2 separate regions of the Homo sapiens genome follow, and region 2 is linked to region 1. Evidence: chromatin loops called from intact Hi-C (ENCODE). Cell type or tissue: IMR-90. All regions are shown on one strand. Links, peaks and the distances in the headings refer to the core of each region. The heading gives the core; the rest is flanking DNA.

Region 1 (5,371 bases), core at 292-5,291:
AAAAGATAATAACATAATAAAATAAAATAGAGAGACACAGCTGTGACTATTAGCCCACCAAAAAAGTACAAATCCATTGGCCCAATGAATCTTAGATCCATAGCTGGCCATCTATGAGATACGCTAAGGTGTCCTAGATTAGGACCCTCCAGAGCGGACGTGGAATGGGACGGGATAGGCACCTGCCGCACATACTGCGTGATCACCCAGACAGCAGTGGAGAGGAAAGGCAGCTTGTATTCACTCATTCATTCATTCATTCATTCATGTTTCCATCCAAAAAGCCCACTGTTTGTGAGTCTTCCTCTTATATAAGCTCACTAAGGGCGGGGACCAAGCCTCATTCATTGGCCTGGGGCATGCCTAGTGTGGAGCAAGTATTTGGTGTTTGTTGACTGAATGACTGAAGGTGAAGGGGACTTGAGTTGCCCAGGCACAGTGGCTCACACTTGTAATCTCAGCCCTTTAGGAAGCCAAGGCAGGAGGATCACTCGAGGTCAGGAATTTGACACCAGCCCAGGCGACATAGGGAGACCCCATCTCTACAAAAAAGAAAAATTTGGCCGGGCGCGGTGGCTCACGCCTGTAATCTCAGCACTTTGGGAGGCCGAGGCGGGCGGATCACGAGGTCAGGAGATTGAGACCATCCCGGCTAAAAAACGGTGAAACCCCGTCTCTACTAAAAATACAAAAAATTAGCCAGGTGTAGTGGCGGGCGCCTGTAGTCCCAGCTACTTGGGAGGCTGAGGCAGGAGAATGGCGTGAACCCGGGAGGCGGAGCTTGCAGTGAGCCGAGATCCCGCCACTGCACTCCAGCCTGGGCGACAGAGCGAGACTCCGTCTCAAAAAAAAAAAGAAAAAGAAAAATTTTAAAAATTAGCTGGTCCCGGTAGCTCATGCCTGTAATCCCCACATTTTGGGAGGCTGAGGTGGGAGGACTGCTTGAGCCCAGGAGTTTGAGATCAGCCTGGGCCACATAGGGAGACCCTCTGTCTGCAAAAAATAAATTTTTAAGTTAGCTGGGTTTGGAGACACACACCCGTGGCCCCAGCTACTCAGGAGGCTGAAGTGAGAGGATTGCTTGAGTGCAGGAGCTCGAGGCTGCTGTGAGCTATGATCACACCATCACACTCCAGCCTGGGCAACAGGCTGTCTCTAAATAAATTCCGTCAATAAATAAATAAATAAATAAATAAATAAACAAAGCGTGTAAAGGGCTGACACCATTGCTTGACAAGGATGCAAGGAATGTTTTATTGCTGTGTTTTAGGGAATGTGTTAGGTGCTTTGGGGATGCAGAGATAAAAATGGTACCATCTGTGACCTCAAGAAGTTTACGGACTTGTGGGAGGACAGCGTTGTGAACAGGTTATAATACAATCTGACTATGGCATCTGTAATAAGAGCCCAGAGGCCGGGCATGGTGGCTCCTGCCTGGAATACCAGCACTTTGAGAAGCTGAAGTGGGCAGATCACCTAAGATCAGGAGTTTGAGACCAGCCTGGCCAACATGGTGAAACTACGTCTCTACTAAAAACACAAAAATTAGCTGGGCGTGGTAGTGGGCACCTGTAGTCTCAGCTACTTGGGAGGCTGAGACAGGAGAATCGCTTGAACCTGGGAGACAGAGGTTGCACTGAGCCGAGATCACGCCACTGCACTCCAGCCTCGGAGACAGAGTGAGACTCTGTCTCAAAAAAAAAAAGAAAAAGAAATAGTTTACAGACTTGTTGGGGGACAGAGTTGTAAACAGGTCATAATATAGTCTGACTAGGGCACCTGTCATAAGATCCCAAAGGCCGGGCATGGTGACTCATCGCTGTAATGCCAACACTTTGGGAGACCAAGGTAGGCGGATCCCTTGACGTCAGGAGTTTGAGACCAGCCTGGCCAACATGGTGAAACCCCGTCTCTACTAAAACTACAACAATTAGCCGGGTGTGTTGGCACATGCCTATAGTCCCAGCTACTCAGGAGGCTGAGGCAAGAGAATCACTTGAACCCGGGAGGCGGAGGTTGCAGTGAGCCGAGATTGTGCCACTGCACTCCAGCCTGGGCTACAGAGTGAGATTCTGTCTCAAAAAAAAAAGAGCCCAGAGGAGGTGGGGAGTGGGGGCATTTGAACAATGCATAGAACTTTCCTGGTGAAGAAGGTGGAGGGTAGGGGGTAAGGAGGCAAAGAGAAGGGCTTGTGCAGAGATCTACTGTGTCAAGGTGCACAGGGTGCAGAGGGAATGGCACACAGCCAGCGCTGGCCGGGGCGCAGGGGAAGATGCAGCTCTGTCTGAAGAGTCTGTGGTCTGATCACAATGGGCCCTCTGTGCCAGTTGACTGGTTTGTGCTGAACACGTTGGCCAAGATGCCTGTCATTCCAGCCTCCGCTTCCAGGCGAAATTACACCACCCACTCAGGGAAGCTGGACTAAGCTGCTGCTGCTTTTTTTTTTTTTTAACAACTTTATTCAAGTATTTTATTTACACAGAATAAAATGCATTCGTTTTTATGTGTTTACTTAAAGGAGCCTTAGCAAATATTTTCACTCACCCGTGTCACCCCCACCATAATCAAGATACAGGGCTGGGTGCGGTGGCTCATGCCTGTAATCCCAGCACTTTGGGAGGCCGAGGCAGGCAGATCATCTGAGGTCAGGAGTTTGAGCCCAGCCTGGCCAACATGGTGAAACCCTGTCTCTACTAAAAATACAAAAATTAGCCGGGCGTGCTGGCGCATGCCGTGCCTGAAATCCCAGCTACTCCGGAGGCTGAGGCAGGAGAATGGCTTGAACCCAGGAGGTGGAGGTCGCAGTAAGCCGAGATCACAACACTGCACTCCAGCCTGGGCGACAGAGCAAGACTCCGTCAAAAAAAAATATATGCAACACTTCCATTGCTCTAGAAAGTTTCCTGTGCCCCTCTTCATTAGTTAATTTTCTTCACCACCCACCACCCCAGGCCCTGGCAATCACTGACCTGCTTGCCTGCTTACTTTCTTCTTTTTTTTCTTTTTTAGACAGGGTATTGCTCTGCAGCCCAGGCTGGAGCGTAGTGGCAAGATGTCAGCTCACTGCAACCCTGACATCCCTAGCTCAAGTGATCCTCCCACCTCAGCCTACTGAGTAGCTGGGACTATTTTTTTTTTTTTTTTTGAGATGGAGTCTCACTCTGTTGCCCAGGCTGGAGTGCAGTGGCACGATCTCGGCTCACTGCAAGCTCCGCCTCCCAGGTTCATGCCATTCTCCTGCCTCAGCCTCCCGAGTAGCTGGGACTACAGGTGCCCATCACCACACCCGGCTAATTTTTTGTATTTTTAGTAGAGACGGGGTTTCACCATGTTAGCCAGGATGGTCTCGATCTCCTGACCTCATGATCTACCCGCCTCGGCCTCCCGAAGTGCTGGGATTACAGGTGTGAGCCACCGCGCCCAGCCAATTTTTTGTATTTGAGAGTCAGGAGTTCAAGACCAGCCTGGACAACATGGTGAAACCCTGTCTCTACTAAAGATATAAAAATTAGCCAGGAGGGCTGGGCATGGTAGCTCATGCCTGTAATCCCAGCACTTTGGGAGGCCGAGGCGGGTGGATCACCTGAGGTCAGGAGTTTGCGACCAGCCTGGCCAACATGGTGAAACCCCATCTCTACTAAAAATACAAAAATTAGCTGGGTGTGGTGGCGGGTGCCTGTAATCCCAGCTACTCGGGAGGCTAAGGCAGGAGAATCGCTTGATCCTGGGAGATGGAGGCTGCAGTGAGCTGAGATCGTGCCAGTGCACTCCAGCCTGGGTGACTCTGCCAAACACACTAAAATAAAATAAAAAATTTTAAAAATATAATAATACAACTTTTTATAGGCCGGGCGTGGTGGCTCACGTCTGTAATCCCAGCACTTTGGGAGGCCGAGGCGGGCAGATCATGAGGTCGGGAGATCGAGACCATCCTGGCTAACACGGTGAAACCCCGTCTCTACTAAAAAATATAAAAAAATTAGCCGGGCATGGTGGCGGGCACCTGTAGTCCCAGCTACTTGGGAGGCTGAGGCAGGAGAATGGCGTGAACCCGGGAGGCGGAGCTTGCAGTGAGCCGAGATCATGCCACTGCACTCCAGCCTGGGCGACAGAGAGAGACTCCTTCTCAAAAAAAAAAAAAAAGAGAAAATTAAATACAAATTAAGCAGGAGAGAGGAGAGGGACTAATACTGTATATAAAATAATCCAACTTTTTTTTTTTTAATTAAAAAAAGGACACTTAGTCCAATGGCCAGTACTGGTTCCCACTGTGGCCCTGATACCAGCAGGGCAACCAGCCACGCCTTCCAGCCCAGAGCAAAGTTTTCAGAAGATAAGAACTCTGTGGTTTTCAGCAAGGAGACAATAAGAAGTTGTTCCTAATTGGCTTCCTGTCGCAGTCCTCAGGGCACCTGCTGGTTCCAGCCTGGATCCAGCCTACCTTGACCTTTGCCAGTTGGCACCGATGTGCAGATAACCAGTGAAGCCCAGGAGCAAATCCTCAAATCCAGACCTGCAGAATGGGACGAGTCTTGTGTGAAATTCTCAGGCGAGAGCTCTGAGCCCCAAGGCCTCCTTCGCACACCCCGGCCCTGGGTCTGATCTGGTTTCACGACCTGTTTCAGCTCCATGCTGTGCCGTGAGAAACCTCTCTGCAGGTCCCTACTTGAACTTGAAAGACTTTGACCCTTCCCAGTGGCCACAAGCACATCTCACTCTGCTGTCCAGGCTGGAGTGCAGTGGCGTGATCTCGGTTCACTACAACCTCTGCCTCCCAGGTTCAAGCAATTCTCCTGCCTCGGCCTCCCAAGTAGTTGGGATTATAGGCACGTACCATCACGCCCAGCTAATTTTTTTGTATTTTTAGTTGAGATGGAGTTTCACCATGTTGGCCAGGCTGGTCTTGAACTCCTGACCTCAGGTGATCCACCCGCCTCGGCCTCCCAAAGTGTTGGGATTACAGGCGTGAGCCACCGCGCCCAGCCTAATTTTTGTATTTTTTAGTTGTATTTAAAAAAATTTTTTTTGAGGTGCAATCTCGTTCTGTTGCCCAGGCCAGACTCCAGTGGCACAATCTCAGCCCACTGCAACCTCTGCCTCCCAGGTTCAAGCGATTCTCCTGCCTCAGCCTCCTCAATAGCTGGGATTACAGGCACGCGCCACTATGCCTGCCTAATTTTTGTGTTTTTAATAGAGATGGTGTTTCACCATGTTGATCAGGCTAGTCTCAAACTCCTGCCCTCGTGATCTACCTGCCTAGGCCCCCCCAAAAGTGCTGGGATTACAGGCGTGAGCCACTGCGCCTGGCCCACAAGCATGTCTTTCTCTTCTGCTCATCCAGATGAAAAAAAACTGGAGCAGCCGTTTTGCA
Region 2 (5,371 bases), core at 108-5,107, 51 kb before region 1:
ATGGAATGATGGAACAGAAGGCCTCACCATGGACTCGAGAGCTGACATGAGGAATGTCACCACCATCCTGCTCTCCGAGGACTCCTCATCTTCAACGGGGAGGGTGGACATTGCAACTTGGGCCATGATCCCTGTGCAGGAGAAGTAAGAAGAAAGTGAGTGGTAGAAATCTGGTGTCCTGAACCCACAGCCAAAGCTGTGAGGGCCCCTCACCGGCTGCCTAATTTACAGTTTTCTTGCTCTAGAGACAAAATAAGGCTCAGAAACTAAGTATTTGACTTGCCCAAACCCTCATAAGATAAAGAATCTATCCCCTAATTTTCTATATATTGTTATTTCCAGAAAATTGGGTCAATATCACACCCCAAATAAATCCAGGTGGCACCCAGAATCAGTGAAATTTCTCCCAAGTAAGAACAAGACGAGGCAAGGCACTTTACAGCCCAGTGACGGGCAACCACAACTCAACACAGGACAGAGATGCTAAGCCCTCTTCTCCCCTGAACATCCTGACACACAAAAGAGTGGGTACAGTGGACTGAGGCTGAGTGGAGAGAAGTTTCTCTTCTTACTAAGAAAATAGATCACAGGCATCAAGTAACATGTAAGATTCTTTATAATACAGCATATTCTGGCCAGGCACGATGGCTCATGCCTATCATCCCAGCACTTTGGGAGGCTGAGGCAGGAGAATTGCTTGAACCCAGGAGGCGGAGGCTGCAGTGAGCGGAGATCGCAGCACTGCACTCCAGTCTGGGTGACAAGAGCAAAACTCCGTCTCAAAAAAACAAAACAAAATGGTTAGAAGTGTAAATTTTATGTTAAGTATATTTTACCAAAATAAAATGAAAACAACACACCATATAAAAACATACTGGCCAGGCGTGGTGGCTCATGTCTCTAATCCCAGCTCTTTGGGAGGCCGAGGCAGGTGGATCACCTGAGGTCGGGAGTTCGAGATTAGCCTGGCCAACATGGCAAAACTCTGCCTCTACTAAAAATACAAAAATGAGCCAGGCAGGGTGGTGGGCGCCTGTAATCCCGGCTACTCAAGAGTCTGAGACAGGGGAATCGCTTGAACCTGGGAGACGGAGGTTGCAGTGAGCCGAGATCACGCCACCTCACTGGAGCCTTGGTGACAGAGTGAGCCTGTCACACACACAAAAAAATTATGTATATTTTACCAAAATAAAACCAAAACAATACACCATATAAAGACATACTAAGATGGCAAAATCTAAAGCAAATTTCTAAAACTGAAACACTAAAAAGGTTTTCTGTAAATAGCATGCAAATTAGATGCCTATTAAAAATTGTCCCTTTTAATTTAGTTGAATTAATTCTACTTTTAGGGAGCTATTGAATAATTAAATAAACTTAATATGGAAAGATAACTGAAAAATTTAAAAATTAAACACTGGAAACAAGAATAGTAACTGTAAAAACAAATTAATTTACTGACAACACCCGAGTATTCCTTAACTAAAGCCCCAGGGTTCTGGAGAACGTGGACAAGCAGCTGAGGAGCTGTCAGCAGAAAACTGTTATGCCTAAAAATGTCAGTAAATCTTTTCCCTATTATTAAAGAGGATGCTCTATTTCCCTATTATTAAAGACTGTGATCTAGCTTTATCTGTTACCATGTGAATTAACTGCTAGCCCAGATTACCCATCAACAAGTAACGAAGCATACATACTTAGGAAGTTGCGCTTTATAATAAAAACCATAATCCACTGGGCGTGGTGGCTCACGCCTGTAATCCCAGCCCTTTGGAAGGCCGAGGCGGGTGGATCTCTTGAGGTCAGGAGTTCGAGATCAGCATGGCCAACATGGTGAAACCCTGTCTCTATTAAAAATTCCAAATAGCCGGGCATGGTGGCACGCACCTGTAATCCCAGCTACTTGGGAGGCTGAGGCAGGAGAATCGCTTGAGCCCAGGAGGCGGAGGTTGCAGTGAGCCAAGATTGCGCTGCTGCACTCCAGCCTGGGCGACAGAGTGAGACTCCGCCTCAAAAAAAATAAAATAAATAAATACAAACCATAATAAAAAATAATTGACACTTGGCTGGGCCCAGTGGCTCAAACCTGTAATCCCAGCACTTTGGGAGGCCGTGGCAGGTGACTCTCATGAGGCCAGGAGTTCGAGACCATCCTGGGCAATGTGGCGAAACACTGTCTCTACTAAAAATACAAAAATTAGCCAGGCATGGTGGTGTACCATCTGTAATTCCAGTCACTCAGGAGGCTGAGGCACGAGAATCAATTGAATCCAGTAGGTGGAGGTTGCAGTGAGCCAAAATCACGCCACAGCACTCCAACCCAAACAACAAAGCAAGACTCTATCTCAAAAAAAAAAAACAAAAACAAAACAAACAAAACACTTATCCCCATATATTTGAACAAACAGAAGCAAATCTGATTCCCAACACAAGGGTCCCTGACTAGAGACGGAAGTAAAGGCCGTATCAAGCAAGTGAATAGGTAAATTATAGAAATTATTTGGCCTAACAGCTTAGGTCCCATTCTTTTTCTCTTGGATAAAACTAAGTGAATTTGTCTGGTTTTCTTTCCCTCTCCCTCTCCCCCAAGTCTAAGTAAATTTCCATTAAAATGTGGCTTAGGCGAAATGGACAACAAAGGCATATATGTTTCTATAATTAGACATTCACTTAGCGTACACTTTCATTATTTCTGAAAATTCATAGTATTTCTTCATAATCTCACTTTTCCTTTAATTCCCCAGCGAAAGAAAACAGAGATGTGTTCTCATTTTACAAATGCAGTGATTTGTCAAGGTCATATTGCCACTATCACAGTCAGAACATGAAACTAGGGCAATTTTCTGCCTACTGCTGTTACCACTTTTTCTCATCTTTAATCGCCATAAATCTGCCATCAAGTCATCATGAGGCCGGAGAATAGGGTCTGGAGGCAGGGAACCTAAGGCCAATTCATGCTGACTTCCTAGAACTAAATCAAAAGGAAAACCCCAACTTTTCACACCTAAGTAACAAAAGGATGGGAGGCTACTCAGTTTGCAAACCACCACCCCCACTTTTTCTGTGTCCCAGATGGAAAATTCAAAGTATCTCTGATTGGTTGCTTTCTGCAACCAATCAGACGTTTGCACAGGAGTGTAACATTGTAACTTCACTTCAGCCTCTGATTGGTTGCTTCCTGCAACGAATCCCAGACTGACTGCGACCAAGTCTTTTTTCCTTTCCTTTTTCTTTAGTGCAGTGGCACGATCTCGGCTCACTGCAAGCTCCGCCTCCCGGGTTCACGCCATTCTCCCACCTCAGCCTCCAGAGTAGCTGGGACTACAGGCGCCCGCCACCACGCGCAGCTAATTTTTGTGTTTTTTAGTAGAGACGGGTTTTCACCATGTTAGCCAGGATGGTATCGATCTCCTGACCTCATGATCCGCCCGCCTCGGCCGGATTACCGGCGTGAGCCATCGCCCCCGGACTTTTTTTTTTCTTTTTTTAAGACGGAGTCTAGCTCTATCGCCGAGGCTGGAGTGCAGTGGCACGTTCTGGGTTCCCTGCAACCTCGGCCTTCCGGGTTCAAACGATTCTCCTGCTTCAGCCTCGCGAGTACCTGGGACTACAGGTGCCCGCCACCACGCCCAACTAATTTTTGTATTTTTAGTAGAGATGGAGTTTCGCCATGTTGGCCAGGCTGGTCTGGAACTTCTGACTTCAGGTTATCCACCTACCTTGGCCTCCCACCACGCCCGGCCTTTTGTTTTTGTTTTGAGACAGGGTCTTGCTTTGTTGCCCAGGCTGAAGTGCAATGGCGCTATCTCAGCTCACTGCAACCTCTGCCTCCCGGGTTCAAGCGATTCTCCTGCCTCAGCCTCCCGAGTAGCTGAGATTACAGGTAACTGCCACCACACCTGGCTAATTTTTTGTATTTTTAGTAGAGAGGGGGTTTCACCATATTGGTCAGGCTGGTCTGGAACTCGTGACCTCAAGTAATCCACCCATCTTGGCCTCCCAAAGTACTGGGATTACTGGAGCCCGGCAGGGCAAGTCGTCATTTGCATACAAGTGTAACTTTGTAACTTCACTTTAGTCTCTGATTGGTTGCTTTCCACAGATGCTTGCATAGGGTGTAACCTTTGTAACTTCAAGTCAGCCTCTAATTGGTTGCTTTTCACAACCAATCAGACTGCTTGCAGGCCACTACTGTATTTACAAAGGATGTACACCAGGTAACCAATGGGAAACCTCTAGAAAATTAAACCCCAGAAAGTTAAACCCCAGAAAGTAGTTAAACCCCAGAAAATTCTGTAAAGGGGCTCTTCAGCCCCCAGGCTCGGCCCGCCCCCTCTTTGTGGACTGTACCTTCCACTTTCAATAAATCTCGGCTTTTGGTGCTTCTTCCATTGGACACCCTCCACTGGTAACAATCACACTCAATGTGTGTAAGAAATGGGGGACAGACGCTACAGCAACAGCCCACGGGGCGCCCCTGGTGATGAAGGTCCTATGTCTTTATCAGAACTTTCAGGGCAGGCAGCGAGCCCTGCAGGATGGAAAGCACCCCAAGGGCGACCCACGGGCCTTCTCTGTGCTTCCTGCTCTCTGGAAATGGGTGCATCCGGGTCACACCGGAAGTTCGCTGTTCTTTGCCCATCCCAAGAGTTTCCTTCCTGGGACAGTCCTTAGTTGAAACTATTCGTGGAGGCTTCCCTGCACCCTTCACTTGGGGACGGCTCTCTTTTCTCCTCTTCCCAGAAAGAAACTGCCATCAGGAGGTGGCATTAATTAAACAATGAACACCAGAGGAGGCATCGGGCCAGGCAGGTGACGCCAGCTTAGGAAGCATCTGATGCACCGGTCCCCACAGGACCAAACGCCTAGAGAGCTGGTGTATGGGTTCAGCAGACAGCCATCTCGCTGCGTGCCCCTGGGGGCTGTACTCAGTTGCCTCGTCCATAAATGGAAATGCTCAATCCCTTTTATGAATACCCTCAACTTAAAATAAGAAGGGTTGGAAAAAGAAATGAACATTTATTGAATATATGTCATGCTTTATTGGCCATCTTGTATAATAAGCACAGCAACCCTGGGTGGGAGAGCAGGCAACATGGACTACACATGGACCCCAGGAAAAGCTCCTTGATGGAGGTGGTGCTCCAGAAGCCACCTGAGCCAGGCCCATGGAGTCTTTTCCTGGTTGACTTTACTTTCTGATGTCACCAGCAATGAACCACAAATCACAAGGATATGACCTCTCCTATCTGTCATGACACATCAAAACTCAGAGGTCTCCCAGTAAAAGAGGCCGTGGAAGAAAAAAAAAATTAAACCAGGTAAAATGAGGACATTTTGCTCTGTGCTCATAAGGAATGCAACTAGGTAC

Evidence for each region. A loop is a pair of places that touch in the nucleus more often than their neighbours do. Peaks named below come from ENCODE experiments on the same cell type or tissue, not always from the same donor. Only the 100,000 strongest peaks of a DNase experiment are listed, where the experiment ranks them.
Region 2: it touches region 1 in a loop (10-fold over the local background); 7 of 110 quality-filtered maps call a loop at or near these places.

Annotation. Positions count from the first base shown.
Region 1 is chr7:74,632,809-74,638,179 of GRCh38, reverse strand. No RefSeq gene overlaps it. Among named protein-coding and RNA genes, the nearest start is that of GTF2I, 22 kb to the left of the region's middle. In IMR-90, for the core only: no CTCF peak of the experiment used is centred there; a DNase peak (open chromatin) is centred at 2,369; H3K27ac peaks cover 716 bases.
Region 2 is chr7:74,683,884-74,689,254 of GRCh38, reverse strand. It overlaps GTF2I (general transcription factor IIi), which reads right to left. Exons shown (of 35, transcript NM_032999.4): 2 at 28-131. The coding sequence starts at 126. It overlaps GTF2I-AS1 (GTF2I antisense RNA 1), which reads left to right. Exons shown (of 4, transcript NR_110044.1): 4 at 1-318. Among named protein-coding and RNA genes, the nearest start is that of GTF2I, 29 kb to the right of the region's middle. In IMR-90, for the core only: no CTCF peak of the experiment used is centred there; no DNase peak of the experiment used is centred there.